Regions from separate parts of the Homo sapiens genome. Here region 1 is linked to region 2. A link is a contact called in ENCODE Hi-C or POLR2A ChIA-PET data. All regions are on one chromosome and are shown on one strand. The core of a region is the stretch at or near the end of the contact, and the rest is flanking DNA. Distances in the headings are between cores, read along the strand shown. Region 1 holds the start of ZNF233 (zinc finger protein 233). Region 2 holds the start of ZNF234 (zinc finger protein 234).

Region 1 (7,389 bases), core at 79-2,578, 120 kb before region 2:
CCCGCCTCAGCCTTCCAAAGTGTGGGATTACAGGCGTGAGTCACTGCACCCCCATGGGACTGACATTTCTCAGGGCTGAAGGAGAGTGGCACAAAGGTCAAGAACCCACTCTGCCTGAGCTCAGCCTGAGCTCAAACTCCCAGTTCAGGCTCTTTCCTGTTGTTTTACTTTGGGAAGATAAATGTTTTACCCATCAGTGTTGTCATCTGTAAAACAGGAATTACAATATTATCTTTGTTCTGAAGATTAAGCTAATTAATGCATATAAAGCCTATAGAAGAGACCCTGGCACTCAACGTATTAACAAATTTTATTATTACTCATTCACGAACACATGCCTAATCCAACCTCTCATTTATTCCATAAATATTTGAGCATTTGCCCAGCAGGAAAAATAATATTGCTAATGAGTGTGGGAAATCTGTTCTCCAACTAAGCAGAAATAGCAATAGCATATATTAAGTCCTCTCACGTTGGGACAATGTTACCAAGAGCCAGGGGGTCAACACCCTCCTCTCTGCAGCCCTCCGGTTAGTCAAGGCTGAGGAAGGAAAGGAGGTTGGAAGATATCTAAACTCTGTTTCTGGTCCAGGATGAATGACAGTGGACATCCCCAGGCACCACATGGAGGTGAGACACACTCATGCCTTAAAAGGGAAGGAAAAATAAAAAAGATGGAGAGAAAATTGACACCCCCGTCCCCCCACGTTAGGAATCCAGGAACAGCCTCGCGAGGTGCAGAGATCAGAGAAGGGCGAGTAGCGCTGCACCTGGAGCTCAGAACCCACTGCGGGCTCACAGAAGCTTTCAGAGACTGAATGCCTCTCCTCTCCAGGAAGAAATAACAGATTGGCAACAACCAGCCACCTTTTCAGTGTGTGTCAGGATCGGTCCTACGCATTTTTACATCTATTTATCTTAAGTAAATCTCACGAAACCCCTACCAGTTAGGTACTACTATGAAACTCACTTTACAGAGGAGAAACGGAGAAATTAAGAAACTACCAAGATTATATTGCCAGAAGACAGCAGAGCGTGTGGAAGGTGGGGAAGGCGAGGGAACTTGAGCGCCCGGGAGACCTTCAAACCAAACGTGCGACCAGGAGCCATTCCCAACTTGGAGACCCATGCACCGCCCTAAAAACAAAGGGCAAGCAAACCGTCGTCCCCGCCCTCTGCGACTTCCCTTCACTGAGAGCGAGGGCAGGCACCTGCGAGTCCAACGCCCAGGCCAGGAAAGCTCGCCGTAGATGCAGAGGTTCCGCGCTGACTCACCTCCCAGAGGGGATAGATGACGGCTGCTTCGCCCTCCTGCAGCGGAAGTACACAAGGTTGCAACGGCTTCTGCACTACACTTCCCAGAATGCCCGAGCGGAAACAGGCTACCGCCCTGCCCAGCCAAGAGGGACCAAGAGGGGCCAGGTGCAGTGGCTCACGCCTGTAATCCCAGCACTTTGGGAGGCCAAGGGGGGGTGGATCACTAGGTCAGCAGTTTGAGACCAGCCTGGCCAACATGGTGAAACCCCGTCTCTACTAAAAATACAAAAATTAGCTGGGCGTGGTGGCACATGCCTGTAATCCCAGCTACTCCAGAGGCTGAGGCAGGAGAATTGCTTGAACCCAGGAGGCAGAGGTTGCAGTGAGCCAATATCGTGCCACTGCACTCCAGCCTAGGCGACAGTGAGACTCCAGCTCCAAAAAAAAAAGAAAAAAGAAAAAAAGAAAATCAAGAAGAAGAGAAATATTTACAGTTCTGTACGGTATTGATACTGTAAGTTTACACCATCTGTTTACAAAATAAACCATCTTTCTGAAATGGCAGGCAGCTGCAGCTTCAGACCTCATTCTACAGTACATATCAAGCAATTCAACTTTTTCTTATAATGTCATGACTTTTCTATGCATCTTGGGAGCACTTGCAACATCACTAGTGGCAGTTCACATAGGTCCCATGGTAGTATTCAAGTTTTATAGTATTGCACTAAACACAATAAAAAATAAGAAACCTTTAGATCACTTTTTACTGTAATACGCAATTTACTAGAGAGATGAACTGCTCACTTTGAGATGATTAGCATTACTTGGAATTTTAAGCAGATATTTACACACATGAGCTCACCACAACAGTGACAGGAGATAGCTATTAAATTATTACAGTAGCACAGCATGTACTACAGTTAACTTTATGCAGGCTTGATTTAATATTGCATCTTTGTTTTACATTTCTCTTGACTGTGAACGTACAGTCTGTGTTTGTGTGTGTAAGTTTTTATAAGTTTTACCTTTTTTTAATAGATTCATGTATATTTTATGGTAGTAAATGATAAAATAGACTAATATCTACATATATTTTATGCATTCATGATATACCTAAATTTTTCTTAATTGTTTGATATTTCTAGACTACACGGCTTATCTGTGAGCTTTTTCAAATTGTTGCAAATTTCCAAAAAAAATTGCAATATATTTGTTGAAAAAAAATTCACATATAAGTGGACCCATGCAGTTTAAACCTGTGTTGTTCAAGAGCCAACTGTATTGTAATTTGGAAAAAAACAACATCTAAATTATATCTTGAAAATGCTTCTTCCCTTATTTCAATTTAAATTTTTTTTTGTATCCACTCAGCTTGCTCTTGAGATGATAAATGCAATAGAATGATCATCAATAGATCAAGTCAATGTGGTATCAAAAATGAAGTAATATTTAGCAGCCTTGTAAAAGCACATATATCAGGACTTCTTGCAGAGGCTTTGTTTCCAATGTGATTTTCTCTAGAAAGGAGAAAGTTGTTTTATTTAAGTTATGGGGGTGGGTATTGTGTATAGAGTGGGGAACTGCCTTTGATATTTTCTATCACAAATTTTTTTAGCTCAGTCAGCAGAATTTTATTATTTTAGCACCAAAGGAATCCTGAATCATGTTTTGTTTTCATCTCAAAGTATTTTCTAATTTCCCTGTAACTTCTATCCCCATCGGTTTTTATGAGTGTGCTGTTTAATTTCCACACATTTGTGAATTTTCCAGTTTTCCTCATTACTGATTTGAGTTTCATTTTTTTGTGGCCTGAGAATACATTTCATGTGACTTTATCTTTCTGTTGATACGTGAGATTTTTTATTTTTATTGAGACCTGTTTTGTGGCCTAATGTATGATCTATCCCAGAAAATGTTTCATGACCACTTAAGAAAAATATGTATTCTGCTGGTTTTAGGTGGGGTGCTTTGTATATATCTGCTAGGAGTTTGGTTTATGTTTCCAAATCCTCTAATTCTTTATTGATCTTTTGTCTGGTTGTTGTATCCATTATTGAAAGTGAGATACTGAAGTCTGAAAACATTGTAGAAATATTTATGTCTCCCTTCAGTTCCATCAATTTTCACACCATATATTTGGGGACTAGCTGTGTAATGTCTGTATTGTTATATCTTCTTGATGGATTGACTCTTTTGTCAATATATAATGTCATTGTTTGTCTCTTGTCAAGTTTTTTACCTAAGTCGATTTTGTCTAATATTAATACAATTACTTCAGTTCTCTTTTTTTACATCCTGCATGGAATAATTTTCTTCCATTTTTTCACTCAACATTTTTTGTCTTTGGATTGCAAATAAGTCTCTTATAGACAGCATATAGTTGGATCATGCTGTTTTATCCATTCTGTCCATTTTTGCCTTTTAACTGGAGAGCTTAATCTATTTGCATTTAAATTAATTCCTGATTTTAAAACGGCCTTGCTTCTTTCACTTTGTGATCTGTTTTCTACATGGCTTATCTTTTTTGTTCCTAGGTCTCTTGATTAATGCCTTCTTTCCTAGGTCTCTTGATTAATGCCTTCTTTTCTGTTTGATGTTTTTGCAGCGTACCTTTTTCTTTTTTTTTCCATTTTGAGACAGGGTCTCACTCTGTCACCCAGGCTGGAGTGCAGTGGTGTGATCTCAGCTCACTGCAACCTCTGCCTCCTGGGTTCAAGTGATTCTCATGCCTCAGCCTCCCAAGTAGCTGGGACTACAGGCATGCACCACAATGCCCAGCGAATTTTTGTATTTTTAGTAAAGACAGAGTTTCACCATGTTGGGCAGCCTGGTCTTGAACTCCTGACCTAAAGTGATCCACCCACCTTGGCCTCCCAAAATGCTGGGATTACAAGCGTGAGTCACCATGCCCGACCTGTAGTGTACCATTTAATTTTTCTTCTTATTCCCTTTTCTGTATATTTTCTTAGTGATTACCCTGTGGTATACAGTTAACGTCTTTTTTTCTTTTTTGAAACAAGGTCTTACTCTGTCACCCCGGCTGGAGTGCAATGGGTGTGATCTTGGCTCACTGCAGCCTCAAATTCCTGGGCTCAAGTGGTCCTCCAGCCTCAGACTCCTGCATAGTTAGGACTACAAAAATGTGCCATCACACCCAGCTAATTAAAAAAAAAATTGTAGAGACAGGGTCTCACTATGTTGCCCAGGCTGTTCTCAAACTCCTGGCCTCAAGCAATCCTCCTGCCTCACCCTCCCAAAGTGCTGGGATAACAGATGTGAGCTACCACAGCTGGCCTATTTTTCCAAATTTTATTATGAAAAAATTTAAAGATGCAAAAGTGTTGAATAGTATTAATTCAAACTATATTGTAATACATTAAAGAAGTTAATATAGCTTGAATTAATACTAACCTAGCTTCCAAAATATAAAAAATCCTGCTCCCGTATCTCTGTCCTCCTCCCTTTAGGATTTGAAAAATTACATCTTTATACATTGTGTGCCCCATTAACATAGATTTGTAACTATTTTACTCATTTTTCTTTAAATCATATAGGAGTTATGAGCCAATAATACAATAATATTGGCTTTTGTGTTTACCTATGTAATTACTTTACCAGTGTTCTTTATTAATTTATATGGCTTCAAGATTTAGTGTTTTTTCACTTCTGCCTGAAGTATTTTGTATTTCTTGTAGGGCAGGCCAACTAGCAATGAACTCCCTCAGTGTTTGTTTATCTAGGAATGTCTTAATTTCTCCTTCATTTTTGAAGGATGGTTTTGCCAGATATAGGATTCTTGGCTAACAGGTTTTTTTTATTTCATTACTTTAAATATGTCATCATACTGGCTTCTGGAGATCATGGTTTCTGATGAGAAATGGGTTATTAATCTTATTATAGAGGCTTTGAACATGAGGTGTCACTTTCTCTTGTTGATTTTGAGTCTCTGTCTTTTTATGGTTTGATTATAATGTGTCTTGGTGTGGATCTCTATGCATTTATTCTTCTTGGAGTTAGTTCCTTGAGCTTCTTCTATGTGTAGATTCATGTCTTATAAGTTTGAGAAGTTTTTGAACATTATTTCTTCAAATATTCCTTATACTCCTTTCTCTCTCCTCTTATTGTGACTCCCATTGTGCATATGCTGATATGCTTGATGGCATCCCACAGGTATCTGAGTTCTACTTACTTTTTCTTCTGCTCCTCAGATGGAATAACTTCAATTTACTTATCCTTTAGTTCACTGATTTTTCTGCTTGCTTAAATATACTGTTGAAATCCTCTAGTGAATTTTCATTTCAGTTATTATACTCTTCAGGTCCAAAATTCATGGTTTTTAAATAATTTCTACCTATTTGATATCTTTTTTTCAGACATGATTCTCCTGGTTTATTATTTTTGTTCATGGTTTCCTCTAGTTCTTTGAGAATATTTAAGACAGTTTATTTAAAGTCTTTGTCTGGTAAGTCCAGTGTCTGTGTTTCCTTGGGGACAGTTTCTGTTCATTTATTCTGGGAATGGACCATAATTTTTTATTTGCATGCTGTGTACTTTTTTTTTGTTTGTTTTATAATGTGGTATCTCTTAAAGTCAGATTCTTCCTCCTGCTCAGTTTGTTCTTATCTTATTGTGGATCGTAATGGTTTGTTTAGTGACTGTTACAGGTTTAATTTTGTCTCCCAAAAAGATATGTTGAAGTCCTAACCTGTGAACATGACCTTACTTTGAAATAGGGTTTTTGAAGATGCAATCAAGATGAGGGCATTAGGGTGTACCCTCATTCGATACGACAGTGTCCTTATTAGAAGAGTAACATACCATATTAAGACTGAAACACATGGGGAGAATGCCATGTGACCACAGAGACAGAGCTTGAAGTGATACAGCTAAAAGCCAAGGAATATCAAAGATCAATGGATACCAGCAGAAGCTACTAAGTGGTAATGAAAGAGAGCATGGCCCTTCTGACACTTTGATTTTGGAGGTCTAACCTGGAGAAAACTGGGAGAGAATGAATTTTTGTTGTTCAAGCCACCCAATTTTGTGCCATGTGGTAAGAGCAGCTCTGGGAAATGAATAGTGAGTTTTCTAAACTACTTTTTTTGTAAAACTGGTATTCCCTGTATTGTGTGGTATCTAAGGCCTCTATTCTTTTCATTTATTTTTACCCAGTGTGTTAACAGGGATTTCCTTGAATGTCTGGATGAAAAACAAACAAAAAAGGAAAAATATTTGCCCACTCTTTGCGCAATGACTCTTTGTTGGAGCCCTCTTTCGGTGCTTAGCCAGGTCATTTACAACTCTGCCAAAGCCTTCCCTTACTGCTTGCACTAAGTCAAAGATCAGTCAGAGGTGAAAGCTTGCAGTTTTTTCAGGTCATTTCTGAACATATGTTCTCCTCTGAGTATGTGCATGCCTTTCTAAATTTCCTGGTGTATGTGGGGAGCTTTTCAATACCCTACTTCCTCACAGAATCTCTCTCCCCAGATTTTCCTCCCAAGTTGTCATTCTGTATATTGTTTGCTTCAACAGTAATCTCTTACCTCAAGTGACAGTGGGTTGTTCATTTGCCTTTCAATGATTTAGAGGAATGTACTCTTCAATTAGCCACTTTTCCACCATGATAGAATTCCAAGTTAGATAAGATAAAACCAAGTAACTTGCAACAGTCTTTCAGGTAGCCCTCAGACAGTTCAAAACAGACAAACACAATTGAGAACAAGTTCTGCTCCACTGCCTCTGGAGCAAGAGATCAGTGTCCTACACTGGTAATATAGGCTGTCACCTTCAAGACCATCACCCAGCTGCAGAGAAAAGTAAATCAAGGGCAAGTGAAAGCACCACAAAGCTCCCCTACTATTTTTAAGTTGCTGTTTTCTCTATTCTACATTCCCTGGGTTGCTGTAAACCTTGGACTACTTTTCAGAGTTCTGATGACATTGATTCTGACAGTTTTTTAAAAATCATTTTTGTTGTTTTGTTTCTGTGGAAGGATGGGCCGTTGAAGCTACCTACTCCATCATTTCTCTGACATTACTTTGCCACTCTTTTTTTTTTTTTTTAATACTGTAAGTTCTGGGATACATGTGCAGAATGTGCAGGTTACGTAGGTATACACATGCCATGGTGGTG
Region 2 (7,347 bases), core at 3,143-5,642:
AACAGAACACAAGTGACTGGCAAATCTTCCGTGTCACTGGACATTTTAAATGAAGGTTATTACCTACTACTTTGGTCAAACTGGTTACTTTATAAAGGCAATAAGACACTAGTAAATAAAATACATACAAAGTATGATCGAGGCACAAAGCACACAGAATCTAGCTCTTCCTATATGAAAACTCCAACAATATTATTTGTGTGAAGCAGCATTATAGCCTGTTGTGCTGTGCCATGTTAGAGTATTCTATCTACAGCCAGTCACTGTGGCTCATGCCTGTAATCCCGGCACTTTGGGAGGCCAAGGCAGGTGGATCATCTGAGGTTAGGAGTTCGAGACTAGCCTGACTAACATGGAGGAGTCCCATCTCTACTAAAAATACAAAATTAGCTGGGCATGGTGGCACATGCCTGTAATCCCAGCTTCTCGGGAGGCTGAGGCAGGAGAATTGCTTGAACCCAGAAGGCAGAGGTTGTGGTGACAAAAAAATCAGCAGAAAGTTTTCAGAATTGATTTTTGAGGAAACGGTTATGTAGGAAAATTGTCATTGCAGTGTTATGTAAAACAATAAAATTCTTAAATCACCTAAATGTCCATGAATGGGAAGTAGTCAAAAATAAAAAGGCACATTAATTAAATGGGTATATGGCATAACCTCAAAAAATGAACATTATTTAGTACTTAAGGAAAAAATAACAAAAATGAGATATATATCATGAATACCAATATAGTTATGAATGCACATTAGGAAAAGACTATAAGAAAATAAAAACAGCTAATACGTAAGCAGAGAAGTAAAGTAGGAGAACTGTTCATTCACACCAATTTTTCTACTCCATAAAATAAATACAGTTGTCGCTCAATACGCTTGGGGAATTGGTTCAAGGACCCCTGAGGATACCATAATTTGTGGATGCTCAAGTCCCTTATCTAAAATAGTGTTTGTACTACAGTCAGCCCTCCACATCCATGGGTTCCACATCCACAGACTCAATCAACCGCAAAAGGAAAATATGTATGGTCAGCTTTACATAGACTCAGGTTTCAATCTGTGGTTGGTTGAATCCACAAATGCAAAATTCAAAGACGCAAAACCCCTAGATGTGAAACCCACAGATACAGAAGGTCAACTGAAATAATAAAATAAACAACATCTAAAAACAAAGTCAACTCAAAAGGCAGAAGGATGCACTTAGCATAAACAGGTTCTCAAATGCCCGTTGTTCTTGAGTCTTCCTCAGGAAACATGAGAATAGTGAGATGGAATTTTAACAGCAAGAGTGGCAAGCCTTATTCACCTTGAATGTGGTCATTTTTCCTCCTGTTTCTGGGAATTTGCAGAGTCCTGAGTTATGCCATTTGAGAGAAGGCAGAATCGTGCCTGGAACACTATGGAAGACACAAAAAGAGACATGAAAGCGTGGCCAGGGATGTCCCCACCAACACAGATGTGTACTGTGAATTAGCACACGAATGGTCACGGTGGCATTATTCATAATAATCCCAAACTGCACACAACCAAAATGCCCTCCTATGGAAAAATGGATAGACAAATCCTGGCATATCCATACAATGGAATCTTATTTGGAAATTAAGAGGAATGAAGTACTGACTCATGCTACAACATGCATGAACCTTGGAAACACTATGCTGAGTGAAAGAAGCCAGGCACACCAAACCACAGATTGTATGATTTCATGTATATGAAACGTTCAGAACAGACAAATGTTTATAAAGAAAGTAGGTTACTTGTTGATGGGGATTTAGGATAAGAATGGGGATTAACTGTAAATGGGCAAGAGGAGTCCAATTGGGGGATGAAAATGATCTAAACTAAATGATGATGATGATTACTACACTCAGCAAAGTTCCTAAAGATTACTGAATTGTACACTTGAAATGGGTGAATTCTGATACATAAAATACACCTCAATAAAGTTGGAAAAAAATTATTAATCTACATGTCATTTAATTTAACAAGACTGCGTTCTGAGTCCATATTGATAGAATATTTACTTTTGAATGAATGAATAAGCAAACAGGGGAACAGGGGATGCTGGTCTTTACAGTATGTTGCCCACTAACAAGTATATCTACTCATAAAAATTAATTTTATTTTATTTTAATTTATTTGAGACAGAGTTTTGCTCTTGTTGCCCAGGCTGGAGAGCAGTGGTGCAATCTTGGCTCACTGCAACCTTCTCCTCCTGGGTTCAAGCGATTCTCATGCCTCAGCCACCAGAGTAGCTGGGATTACAGGCGCGCACTACCACATGTGGCTAATTTTTGTATCTTTAGTAGAGACGGGTTTTCTTTTTTTTTTTTTTTTCTTTTTCTGAGACAGAGTCTTGCGCTGTTGCCCAGGCTGGGGTGCAATGGCGCAATCTCGGCTCACTGCAAGCTCCGCCTCCCGGGTTAACACCATTCTCTTGCCTCAGCCTCCCAAGTAGCTGGGACTACAGGTGCCCGCCAACACGCCCGGCTAATTTTTTGTATTTTTAGTAGAGACGGGGTTTCACCATGTTAGCCAGGATGGTCTTGATCTCCTGACCTCGTGATCCGCCCGCCTCGGCCTCCCAAAGTGCTGGGATTACAGGCGTGAGCCACCGCGCCCGGCCAGAGACGAGTTTTTGTCATGCTGGCCAGGCGGGTCTCAAACTCCTGGCCTCAAGTGATCCACAGGCCTTGGCCTCCCAAAGTGCTGGGATTACTCGGGCTGTGACCCTGAGTGCCTCAGTTCCATAACTCAGGACTCAGGCATGACCCACCATGCCCTGCCCTCTTATACTATTTTTGCAACTTTTCTATAGACTTAAAATTATATAATTACTGTGTTAAAGTTTTTTTAAAAAATCAGGAAATAGTCATAGGAGAAATAATAATGAGAAGAATAAGAATGAGCATGATAGAATATGGCAGGTCACTAGTTTATTATCTCTTTATCTGGAAATTTCCATGGATAAGCAGATAAATAGAAAAACATTGAGAAATGTATAATAAAAATTTTGTAAAACATTTATAAGTAATATAAACATGGAACCACTAAAACAAAATGCATTAGAAATTTAACCATTACTATCTTTACATCCTGATTTCATAGGTAATTACAATTTTTGTATCTTCGTATTTCTGTAATTTCTGAATGCTTCACAGTGATACGGTTCTATTAGAATGTGAAATATTTGTAATAAATGAAACAAAATAGTTGACAGTTTTTAAAAACTGAGAAAACTCCAAGGCAATTAGCCTTGCTCTTAAGGTCCTTTAATCAAGTTCTAACTTACTTTCCCCACCTGAGTACAGCTAGTTCCTCTGCCTCAATGAGAATATATCCAAGAGATGATCAACTCGGGCTCTGACCCTGAATGCCTAGGTTCCAACCCAAGTTTCACCTCTTACTACTTGGATGACCAGTACCTCTCCACAGAGTCACGTTGCGGCTTAAACGTATCTAATTGTATAAATCCCCTAGAATTGAAGTTAGCAATTAAGGCTTAATTATTATAAATGCCCATGCCCTATTACACATGCTACAAAGATACAGTCTCTGTAAAAGAAAAATGACAAGTCACACTCACGTGGAGCTTTGCTTTCAGTAGCCAAGAAGTCAGTCCGCGCAGTCCTTTTTCAGGCTGGGGAAGGAGAAAGCTGTGAAACATCCTGACTGGGTCGCTGTCCCTGAGAAAAGTTAAATGCTCCCCTCCCTTCGTGGAAGTGGACGCAACCCTCGCCTGCCTAAAAAGAGGTCAGAAGGCGTCCGGGATCGTCCAGCGTCCTGCAGGGATCAGAGATAAGGGCTGAGGCCCCTGCTGCTGGAGCTCTGACCCCACCGGGGGACCTAACAGGTTTCGTGGGAAAGTAACAAGAAACCACCACTCACCAAGTGACAGGGACTGTTTGTGTTGTGTAACCTATTCCAGTTACCAAAACGATTCTACAAAGATGGTCCTAACGTCCCCATTTTAAAGAACAGCAAGGAGAGGCCCAGGGAGATTAACACGCCAACCTTGCACTGTAAAAAAGTGACTGCGCGCCTGGAGTGCAGGGAGGCGGAGTGGGCGAGCTCAGAGCCCCGGAAACCCTCAAACCAGGCGAGACGCGACCCAACCAAGTCCCAATGCCCCCCGCCTCCCGCCGCGGGACACGAGGGGAGCCCCAGCCCAAGAAGGCTCCGCTGACACAACAAAAGCCGCCGCCCTCGCCCCACCAAACCTCTGCTCTCCCACGAGGCTTCTTTTCCCATAACCGGACCACCAGGTCCCAGCGAGCCCCAATCTTAAGTCCCTGACATTAGGAGGGGCCCGCGAGTCGCGGAACTGGAAGAAACTACCGTGGAATGTGCCGTGACAATCGCCCCCTCTTCCCTGGAGCGGAAGTGCCCGCGACTCCACTGATTGGCGGGACTACATTTCCCAGAATTCCCCGGATCCCCCTGCGTGGGTCAAATGGACCACGACTCCACTGAGCGTTTGGATTACACTCAGAATGCTGAGGGAAAAACGTTCAGAATCTCACCCTTCAGGGAAAAGCGATGGGACTCCGCGGTGCTCCTTGCCTACGATTCCCGCACTGCCCATGGGGAACGAATCCTATATCGCTGAGCGCTTGGTAGGGAATGTGGACTGTGACCCTGAGAGTCGTCCTTCCCTCTGCCTGAGTCCTTGAGCGAAAATATTGAATAGACAGCAATTCCTGAAGTCTAAACGCCTCCCAGGACTACGGAGGATTATTGGAAAGAGAACAAGCGAGGAGATACAATCTTCAAGGACTAAATGGGGAATGACTTTTTAGGGGTCAGTAGATGATTGATGATTGATTACTATAAACTGATAATATGAGGCCAAAACTAAAAGTTGGAAGAGTGAGCAAGTACAATGGTTTGGGAGAGGCAATGAAGAACAAAGAAGGTGCCAGCCCCTACTCCAGACGCTGTGGTACCACTGGTTTGGCAGGAAAAACAATCATCATTTGAGAGGGCCAGTGGGGAAGCCCTGTCCTCATGGAAAAGCTATCTTCTTTCGTTTACACTTTTCATGGTATTATGTCTACTGAAGAGGTAAAAACACCAAATTTCAGAGAAGCTCTTAAATTGCCCAATACTTCAAAGCAAGTATAACTGGTGAAGCGCTTGGCATTGATGTCAGACACCCAATGCCTATGATTTATTTAATGCAGTAGCATTAAGGAGGATCCTATACGTGAAGGAACATATTTTATTTTCTTCCTTTATATTTTTTGGTTAAAATATCGTCATTATAGTTAGCAATTTGGAATCTGGCTTACATTGGTTGATACAAATAAATAATAGAATAAAGCAAAATCAGAAAAAAACCCATCTAAAATCTTTCTTCAAGATAACCAGGGGCTGGGTGCGGTGGCTCACGCCTGTAATCCCAGCACTTTGGGAAGGCCAAGGCGGGCGGACCATGAGGTCAAGAGTTCGAGACCAGCCAGGAGAACATGGTGAAAACCCATATCTACTAAGAATACAAAAATTAGCCGGGCATGGTGGTGCGTGCCTGTAATTCCAGCTACTCGGGAGACTGAGGTAGGAGAATCGCTTGAACCTGAGAGGCAGAGGTTGCAGTGAGCCGAGATCATGCCACTGCACTCCAGCCTGGGCGACAGAGCAAGACTCTGTCACGGAAAAAAAAAAAAAAAAAAAGATAACCAGATTTTTTTCTCCCCATAAACATACATTGGCCTATTGATATGGTTTAGATCTGTGTCCCCACCCAAATCTCATGTTGAAATGTAATCCCCAGTGTTGGAGTTGGGGCCTGGTGGGAGGCGATTGGATCACCGGGGAGGTTTCTAATGGTTTAGCACCATCCCTCTAGTGCTGTTCTCCTGATAGAGTTCTCATGAGATCTGCTTGTTTAAAATTGTGTAGCATCTCACTCCTCGCTCTTTTCCTCCTACTCTGGCCATGTGAAGTGCTGGCTCCCTAGTCGCCTTGCAGCATGGTTGTAAGTTTCCTGAGGCCTCCCCAGAAGCTGAGCTGATGCTGCCATGTTTCCTTTACAGGCTGCAGGACTCTGTGTGAGCCAATGAAACCTCTTTATAAATTACCCAGACTCACGTATTTCTTTATAGCAATGGGGGAATGGACTAATACACTTATCAATCTATATTTTTGTTTTTTAAAAAATGAAGTCTCACATTCTAGATTCATTTTATAAACTAAAAAAATACCTTTTCACAATTGTGTTTACATAAAAACAAGGTTACTATGCTAACCACACAATGCCACACATCCCCCTCTTTGAAAATTGACTGACTGCTATTTCTATACTAGTTACAGCTGTATTGTTGCTCTAGTCGGCCCTTCCAAATGACAAAATTTATTGAGATGCTCCATCTCGGCCAGGCGCAGTGGCTCACGCTTGTAAACCCAGTACTTTGGGATGCCAAGGCCAGCGGATTACTTGAGGCCAGGAGTTTGAGACCAGCCTGGCCAACATAGTGAAACACTGTCTCCACTAAAAATACAAAAAATCAGCTGGGCGTGGCATGGTGATACATGCCTGTAATCCCAGCTACTCAGGAGGCTGAGGTACAAGAATCACTTGAACCTGGGAGGCCGAGATCACGCCACTGCACTCCAATCTGGGTGACAGAACGAGACACTGTCTCAGAAAAAAAAAAAAAAAGTGGAAGGGAGGGAGGAAGGAAGGGAAATGCACTCCAGCTGAGTGACAGAGCGAGACTCTGTCTCAGAAAAAAAAACAAAAAAAAAAAGGAAGAAAAGAAAGAAATGTAAATCAGTCAATATCTTCTAAAAAATTTAAAATTATTTTTTCCAGGGTTATATTTTTAACATTTTGATCTTCAGCGATTCCAACATTCAAGATTATGTCTTTCTGGATTATGATCAATTTCTGTCCTTAGTGCATGATCTCAGGATATACCAGATACTAGTTTTTATCCATTACTGGTGCTGCTAAACTTGAACAGTTGATTAAGGGGTTTCTCTCCAGAATTCTGCACTCTAAAATTATTTTTCCCCTAAAAAGTTACTACTATCTGGTGAAAAACTGAGATACTCCAACTCATTCTATGTTGATTTTTTGGCATTATGCTCTAAGAAAAAGCTTTCCATCTATATTATTTATTTGTTTATACCAGTGTGGATTTGTGAATTCTTGTTATATTAATGAGTTCACATCTACTACTGTTATTATGTATTTTGATTCTCTGGTTGTCTCAGATTTTGCCAGTAAAATCCTCTTCAAGCAGTCCCCTCTTGCCTTCTGGCTCCTCCTGTTCATCATGATATGAGCTCTTTGTGCACTGGTTTACTTTCTGATACTGTGTGTTCCAAGTTCATTAGGTATTTTTCAAGTT

The links. Hi-C counts contacts between places; a loop is a spot of excess contacts on that map. ChIA-PET counts read pairs that join two places held with the same protein, here RNA polymerase II (POLR2A). Pooled maps may share reads with other maps.
Region 1: a pooled map shows a loop between it and region 2 (4-fold over the local background). The contact joins the promoter of ZNF233 here to the promoter of ZNF234 in region 2. A Hi-C loop is called at or near these places in 2 of 50 pooled maps. POLR2A ChIA-PET finds 5 or more read pairs at or near these places in 3 of 52 experiments (AG04450, activated T-cell and common myeloid progenitor, CD34-positive).

What each region holds. Positions count from the first base shown.
Region 1 is chr19:44,253,825-44,261,213 of GRCh38, reverse strand. ZNF233 (zinc finger protein 233) reads right to left here and starts at 1,328. Exons shown (of 5, transcript NM_001207005.2): 1 at 1,276-1,328.
Region 2 is chr19:44,138,599-44,145,945 of GRCh38, reverse strand. ZNF234 (zinc finger protein 234) reads right to left here and starts at 4,392. Exons shown (of 6, transcript NM_006630.3): 1 at 4,213-4,392; 2 at 3,579-3,632; 3 at 1,299-1,389. The coding sequence starts at 1,313. RefSeq lists enhancers at 3,905-3,954, 3,620-4,210, 3,965-4,364.